2 separate regions of the Homo sapiens genome follow, and region 2 is linked to region 1. Evidence: read pairs that join two places in POLR2A ChIA-PET (ENCODE). Cell type or tissue: A673. All regions are shown on one strand.

Evidence for each region. ChIA-PET counts read pairs that join two places held together with the same protein. Peaks named below come from ENCODE experiments on the same cell type or tissue, not always from the same donor. Only the 100,000 strongest peaks of a DNase experiment are listed, where the experiment ranks them.
Region 2: POLR2A ChIA-PET joins it to region 1 with 5 read pairs; 13 of 35 experiments call an interaction of 5 or more read pairs at or near these places.

Annotation. Positions count from the first base shown.
Region 1 is chr9:130,066,943-130,070,942 of GRCh38, reverse strand. The region is part of intron 1 of GPR107 (G protein-coupled receptor 107); the gene reads right to left. Among named protein-coding and RNA genes, the nearest start is that of GPR107, 15 kb to the right of the region's middle. In A673, no CTCF peak of the experiment used is centred here; no DNase peak of the experiment used is centred here; H3K27ac peaks cover 1,685 bases.
Region 2 is chr9:129,942,424-129,946,423 of GRCh38, reverse strand. The region is part of intron 6 of FNBP1 (formin binding protein 1); the gene reads left to right. Among named protein-coding and RNA genes, the nearest start is that of MIR6855, 75 kb to the right of the region's middle. RefSeq lists a silencer at 1,680-1,759. In A673, no CTCF peak of the experiment used is centred here; DNase peaks (open chromatin) are centred at 956 and 1,613; H3K27ac peaks cover 2,468 bases.

The sequences.
Region 1 (4,000 bases):
GTTCAAGACCAGCCTGGGCAACACAGAAAGACCCCCACCTCTACAAAACATTTTAAAATTTGGCCAGGCGTGGTGGCATGCAACTGTAGCCACAGCTACTGGGGATGCTGAGATGGAGGATCCCCTGAGCCCAGATGTTTGAGGCTACTGTGAGCTATGATTACACCACTGCACTCCAGCCTGGGAGACAAAGCAAGGCTATCTCCAAAAAAAAGAAAAAAAGAAAAAAAAATTGTTACCCACAATCCCACTGGCACTGACTTTTTTATACTTTCGTGAATTTCTTTCAAGTCTTTCATAAATAAGGGCAAATATATATCCTTTCAACTTTTTCTTTTTGGCTAGGCGCGGTGGCTCACGCCTGTAATCCCAGCACTTTGGGGGGTCAAGGCAGGTGGTTCACCTGAGGTCTGGAGTTTGAGGCCCTCCTGGCCAACATGGCGAAACCTCATCTCTACAAAAAATACAAAAAGTAGCCAAGCATGGTGACACATGCCTGTAATCCCAGCTACGTGGGAGGCTGAGGCAGGAGAATAACTTGAACCTGGGAGGCGGAGCTTATAGTGAGCCGAGATCACGCCACCGCACTCTAGCTTGGGCGAAAGAGCGAGACTCTGTCTCAAAATAAATAATAAATAAATAGCCAGGAGTAATAGCAGGTGCCTGTGATGCTAGCTACTCAGGAGGCTAATGCAGAAGGATCACTTGAGCCCCGTATTTTAAGGCCGGCCTGGGCAACATGGTGAAAACCCATCTCTACCAAAAAAAAAAAAAAAAAATTAGCCGGGTGTGGTGGTGCAAGCCTATGGTCCCAGCTACTCAAGAGGCTGAGGTGGGAGGACAGTTTGGGCCCACGAGGCCAAATGAGCCAAGATCATGCCACTGCACTCCAGCCTGGGCAACAGAGCAAGACCCTGTCTCAAAAAAATTTAAAAAAAAAAAAAAAAAAAAAAAAAAAGAGGCCAGGCACGGTGGCTTATGCCTGTAATCTCAGCACGATGGGAGGCCAAGGTGGGCAGATACCCTTAGGTCAGTTTGAGACCAGCCTGGCCAACATGATGAAACCCCATCTCTACTAAAAATACAAAAATTTGCCGGGTGTGGTGGTGCATGCCTGTAGTCCCAGCTACTAGAGAAGCTGAGGCAAGAGAATCGCTTGAACCCGGGAGGCAGAGTTTTCAGTGAGCTGAGATCGTGCCACTGCACTCCAGCATGGGTGACAGAGTGAGACTCTGTCTCAAAAAATAAATAAAATAAAAAGAAAGAAAGTACTGTTGCCAATAATATCTGTAGGACCTTCACCTAACCTGTTCCCCACCTCCATTTTAAGCTATCGTGTCATGTCAAATAAGATATGTATGGAAGTGACTTCGTAAACTATACCTCACTATAAAAGTCATAGAGGCATAGATATCTTGAGACTGAAGAAAGTACAAGCGAGGAGGATGTGACAAAGCAGCATGAGGATAACAATACCAGATACAAGCAATGGAGATACAGCTACCTTCTCCACTTCCACCCTATCATTTCCATTAGCACTGACACAGGCAATGGAGGTTCAGCTACATTCTCAAACTCCAGCCTATCATTTCCATTAGCACTGACACCGTGGTAAAGGGTGCCTGTTTCACCAAGGATTTCAGAGACTGCAAGCACTTGACCTTGTCTCCAGTACTACACTAAGAGCTTCATACATCACCTCAAGTTCTTACAACTCTATGAGGCAAGTAGCCTCAAACATGTCCATTTGGTAGATGAGGAAACAGAGGCTCAGAGTTAAAACTTGCATAAAATCATTAGGCTAGTAGATGGCAGGGCCAGTAACCTAACTCAGAATTAAGTCCCAAATCTATTTTTTTAACTACCACATACTTTTTACAACCAAATAAAAAGTATATCCTAGGGCAGGGCACGCTGGCTCACACCTGTAATCCCAGCACTTTGGGAGGCCGAGGCAGGCAGATCACTTGAGCTGAGGAGTTTGAGACCAGCCTGGGCAACATGGTGAAACCCCATCTCTGCCAAAAATACAAAAAATTAGCTGGGTGTGGCAGTGTGCACCTGTGGTCCCAGCTACTCAGAAGGCTGAGGATCACTTGAACCCATCCAGGAGGCGGAGGCTGCAGTGAGCCAAGATTGCGCCACAGCACTCCAGCCTGGGTGACAAAGCAAAACCTCGTCTCAAAAAAAATAAAAAAGAGGACATACTGTTTTGATGTATTTGCTCTTTTCTTCCTCACTTTAAAAACGGTTGTTTTATACTGACAGTTCTGCTATTTTAACTAAATGTCAGAACTTCTGCACCGACTTCATATTAAACTGCTTTCAGTCATAAAAAAAATAGAGTAATGATACCTCAATTTAGTTTTTCTTATAAACTGAATTTTAGAAAATAAGAAATACAGTAACACTTAACTGAGCTAGCTTCACCTCACCAACTGGGGGTCTACAGACTTATATTAACCCACATGTTATACATGGCTAACACAGTGTTTTGTTTTACTTTTGTTTTTAAATTTGAATCAGTTGCCAATGAATTCCGCGTAAAAACATGAATTTCCAGCTTCTCTTATTTAAAAAAAGAGAAGAAAAAAAAAGCCACAAGATCCAGAGCTTGTAGGCCACGTTCCAGTACAATAAGAACCCATTCTCTGGAGCAACGAGCAGGGGCCACTGTGGCAGGAGCCTGTGCTCTTCTGCTACCCCTTCCCCTGCGGTCTCACTGAGCCAGCCGACTTACAAAACCAAGCTGGCTTCTAACCGCATCTTGAATTTGTGACCACTGATCAAAACAAAAATCAGATCCAAAAGGTAAGCAAAAAGTACCTTCAGGCACCACAAGCAATTTCTCTACTAATACAGAAAAAAAAAAAAAAGAAAACAAGAATAAGACTACCAATCATGGCTGAGCTCGATGGCTCGCACCTGTAATCCCAGCACTTTGGGGGGCTGAGGTGGGAGGATCACTTGAAGTCAGAAGTTTGAGCCTGGCCAATATGGTGAAACCTCATCTCTACTGAAAATACAAAAATTAGCCAGGCGTGGTGGCGCCCGCTTGTAATCCCAGCTGCTTGGGAGGCTGGGGCAGGAGGATCACTTGGACTTGGGAGGCAAAGGTTGCAGTGAGCCAAGATTAGACCACTGCACTCCAGCCTGGATGACAGAGTGAGACTGTCTCAAAAAAAAAAAAGGGGGCGGTGGGGGGGGACTACCAGTCATTAGCTGCCTTCTATTAGTGGTAGGAGAAACTAACCTAAGAAGTTTAATATTATAATTCTTGGCTCATTGCACATACATAGCAATTCACAAATGGAATGGGGTCAAATTCACTCACATAACAAAAATCCACCAGCTAAGCACATGAAGTGAGAGAAGAACTACACAGAAGACTGAGCTGCTGGCAAACGGGCTGTCTTCTCAGACAGTCACTGAGGGCTTTAGGCACTGGAAGCTTACCCAGTGCAGGTAAAATGGAAGGTGCGCTAACCTGGGTTCAAACTCTGACTCCTCCACTTATTTAACCAGAGCTCCATTTTCTTAAGTTATAAAGCAGGGATAATAACATCTATCTCAAGGGGCTGCTACGAGGAGTCGAATAAAAAGCATCAAATATTTAGCACAGTCTCTGACTTATCACAGATGCTTTAATAACAAGCAGCTATTACTATCACTTAATATTTGGATTTTATAGGACACTTCATTTTCCCCAAATAAGCTCAAAACAGTTATCATTATTAGCTCAGTAGTCTCAACCTTTCTGCGTACACAGCACAGTCTCATTATACTAGAACTCTCTCTGCATACATAAGAGGGAAGAAAGATTTAAAAGGACACTAAATGTATCAACACTATCTCCCTCAGTGTCACATTCTCCCAGCTCTCTTCCTATTGTCCTTCCATCCAAGTCAGCTTGAGTAAGCTCTTGGCTGCCATAACCAAGCTCTTTTTTTTTTTTTGGAGACGGAGTCTCGCTCTGTCGCCCAGGCTGGAGTGCAGTGGC
Region 2 (4,000 bases), 120 kb after region 1:
TTTAAAACTTAAGTTAAAATCTGACCATGAGCACTGAACAGTGTATCAGTTTCTTTGGGAGTTTGCCTTCCATTTTTTGTATACAGACTTCTCGAAGTATTTGGCTTTGAATATGATTAACTTTTTAATTCTACATATAGATGTCCCTGTTGTGAAGCAGAATAGGAAATCCTGAGTTATTTATGAATTAAAGTAGAATTCTGTGATGTAAATTATAAAAAATAAAATTTCATTTCTGGTTTTTTGTTTTTTTTTGAAACAGAGTATTGGTCTGTCGCTCAGGATGGAGTGCAGTGGCACCGTCTCAGCTCACTGCAACTTCCACCTCCTGGGTTCAAGTGATTCTCGTGCCTCAGCCTCCTGAGTAGCTGGGACTACAGGCGTACGCCACTACACCCGGCTAATTTTTTGTATTTTTAGTAGAGATAGGCTTTCACCACATTGCCCATGGTGGTCTTGAACTTCTGGGCTCAAGTGATCCGTCTGCCTTGGCCTCCCACAGTGCTGGGATTACAGGTGTGAGCCACCATGCCCAGCCACATGTAATTTTTAATGTGTTATATATTCTATAATAGAATATTTTAAAGAGAAAAAGAAAGTTATAGATAGGAATCTGTCAATTTTAAGCAAGAATGAAGGAGTTTACTTTAAATGATGATCAGTTTGATAATTATCTTAAGAAAACAAACGAAATTTAGTAGTTTAGGTTTTCTTCGGTTGGAATCAGTGTTGCCAACTCTGTGAAGCCAACAGGATGGAGTTGGCTCTATTCTAAGTGAAGCCAGCTGCGTAGCAGAGTGTTAAATTTTTTTACCATTTGGGGAAACAGTCTCTAGCACAATGACCACTTTAGTTATTGTACATATAAGGAATTGTACTATTGAATATTTTGGTTACCATTGCTGTAGTACTAGGTTGACATCTTTATGGAACATGTTAATATCTTCAGTGCCTTCCCCACGTTTCTGTTTCTTCTAAAATGTCTGACTGTAGTCATCTGAAGGAATTGTTCACTATAACAATTTAGAGAACATTTTTTTTTAAAAAGGAAGTGGTTAGTATAAATGCAGGAAATAAATTTTGCAACTGCAGCTTAATCTTTTTAGGCTTAAAAAAGTTTCAAATGCTTTTTATTGCAAAGAAGAGAAAAGTATAAAGAATTTTATTATAAGTATTACCAAAAATGGATATTGTTGCTATAACTGTTCTTTTATAAGTGGATCAAGGTTCAAATGAAAGATTCTAGAAAAGACACGTTTATTATTCTCTTCTTTATGTCTGTGGAGTTTATATTTACTCCTAAAAGCATAATTATTAACAAGCCTATAAGTTAATGTACAAAATAGCAATCAAGCAGCATCGTTCTCATACCCTAGATCTGAAGATAGAAATGAAGAAATGAATTCCCTGAATATATATGTATTTATTTATGTGTGTGTGTGTGTGTTTAGCTTCAACACTTGGCACTTAGTATGTGGCCTGAACTGTTCTAAAGGCTTTTGTATGGTAAGTCATTTAATAAGGTATTTTAATTTTCAATGATAGTAAATGGCCTAGCCCATGGCTAAGAGCTTGTTCCTGATCTTTGTATTACGTGGAAGTGGGTTCAAATCTTGTTTCTGTCGCTTACAAATGGCATGACATGTGGCAACTTACTTCATCTCTGGTTCCTGTTCTGTAAGTAAGGATGCATATGCACCTCAAGGGCTGGGTGTGAGGTTTCAGTGGGTGTGATGTATGTGTAGTGGCCTATTTTTGAACTGCAATTGATTGGCTGACACTGTTATTGCCATCTGTATTTTGCCTGTATCCTTCTCCTTGCATTATTTCTGCCTCCTTCCTCCTCATCTCTTACCCTTTAGTCTACTTTTTTTTTTTTTTTTTGAGACGCAGTCTCGCTCTGTTGCCAGGCTGGAGTGCGGGGGCATGATCTCGGCTCACTGCAACCTCTGCCTCCCGGGTTCAAGCAATTCTCCTGCCTCAGCGTCCCAAGTAGCTGGGACTACAGGCGCCCACCACGACGCCCAGCTAATTTTTGTATTTTTAGTAGAGACAGGGTTTCTCCAGGTTGGCCTGGATGGTCTCGATCTCTTGACCTCGTGATCCTCCTGCCTCAGCCTCCCAAAGTGCTGGGATTACAGGCATGAGCTACCGCACCCGGCCATATTTTTAACATTCTAGGCATTCTGGGCATCTAGACATTCAACAAGAATATTTATTTGACAAAGAGTGTGAAACACCAGTAGGACTGTAATAGATACCTTTCATGAAGTCCCCAGTTAGCAGACTGGAGAGAGAAGGATGAGAGAAGCATGAGACGGAGAGAGAAGGAAAACTTGAGTCAGTTGGGGAATAAGGTAGAGTATGATATGTAGCATGCCAACTTGTGTGAAGATCATCAGAACGATAGCAGGTTTTTTTTTTTTTTTTTGAGATGGAGTCTCGCTCTGTCGCCCAGGCTGGAGTGCAGTGGTGCAGTCTTGGCTCACTGCAAGCTCTGCTTCCCAGGTTCACGCCACTCTCCTGCCTCAGCCTCCCTAGTAGCTGGGGATACAGGCCCCCGATACCACGCCCGGCTAATTTTTTTGTATTTTTAGTAGAGACAGGGTTTCACCGTCTTAGCCAGGATGTTCTCGATCTCCTGACCTCGTGATCCTCCCACCTCAGCCTCCCAAAGTGCTGGGATTACAGGCGTCAGCTACCGTGCCCGACCACAATAGCAGTTTAAAAGCAATTAGGCCGGGCGCAGTGGCTCATGCCTGTAATCCCAGCACTTTAGGCTGCCAAGGTGGGCAGATCATTTGAGGTCAGGAGTTCGAGACCAGCCTGGCTGACATGGCGAAACCGCATCTCTACTAAAAATACAAAAATTAGCTGGGCATGGTGGTGCACACCTGTAATCTCAGCTACTTGGGAGGCTGAGGCAGGAGAATCGCTTGAAGCTGGGAGGCAAAGGTTGCAGTGAGCCAAGATCACGCCACTGCACTCCAGCCTGGGCAACAAGAGCAAAAGTCCATCTCAAAAAAAAAAAAAAAAAAAGCAATTAATGATTGCTCTACATACTTGCCAGTGAGATAAAGGAAAAAAAATTATAAAAACGATCAATGAGGTCCATCATATATGAAATCACCTGGTCCTTTCATCAGCAAAACACTAGGAGCTCAGCAGTTGCTCCTGCATTCTGCATCTGAAAAAGGTCTGTGCAGACTGTAGGTTGTTGGGACAGGCCTGAAGTCGGAATCAGGACTTGAACCTGAAGGATATGTAGAAACAGAAAAGAGAAAGCGCCACTGAGGTAGAGACAACTTCATCCAGGGCACTGAGGGAGCATGTTGCCGACGTTGACCTGCCTGCCAGGACAGGGGACTCTGTGGGACCTAGCTGGAGAAGTAAGATGAGAACAGTTTGTGAAAGATATTTAAAGCCAAATGGGCCGGATGCAGTGGCTCATGCCTATAATTCTAGCATTTTGGGAGGCCAAGGCAGGAGGATTGCTTGAGCCCAGGAGTTCAAGACCAGCCTGGGCAACATAGTGAGACCACCCCACCCCCACCCCAACCAATCTCAGAAAAAAAAAAGAAAGAAAAAAGCCAAATGGCAGGATGAATGTGACCCCGATAAAATGCTATTGAACCTACTCCTCAAAAAACCTACACTGGAAAGTGTTTTATATTTTCCAAAGGGCTTTTAGTCCTCTCCATGTTTCCTTTATCCCTTTATAGATAAATAGGGTAAACCTATAAAATGTGAAATTACCATTAGCCTAAAGTGGCCCTGCTGGATAAGGTACAGCCAAGACTGAAGCATGTTTCTGTGCCTCAAGTTCAGTGTTCTTGCCAGTTTACCATTCAGCTTTACTACTGGATTGTATTAAATAAGCTCCTTACTCTTAGCCACCGCTTTTTCCTACAGAACTAGGCAGATAATAGACATGTGAGACTGGCAGGTTGAGGTAAGATGACAAATAGCTATTAGCACAGGGCCTCAGTATCAGGACCCA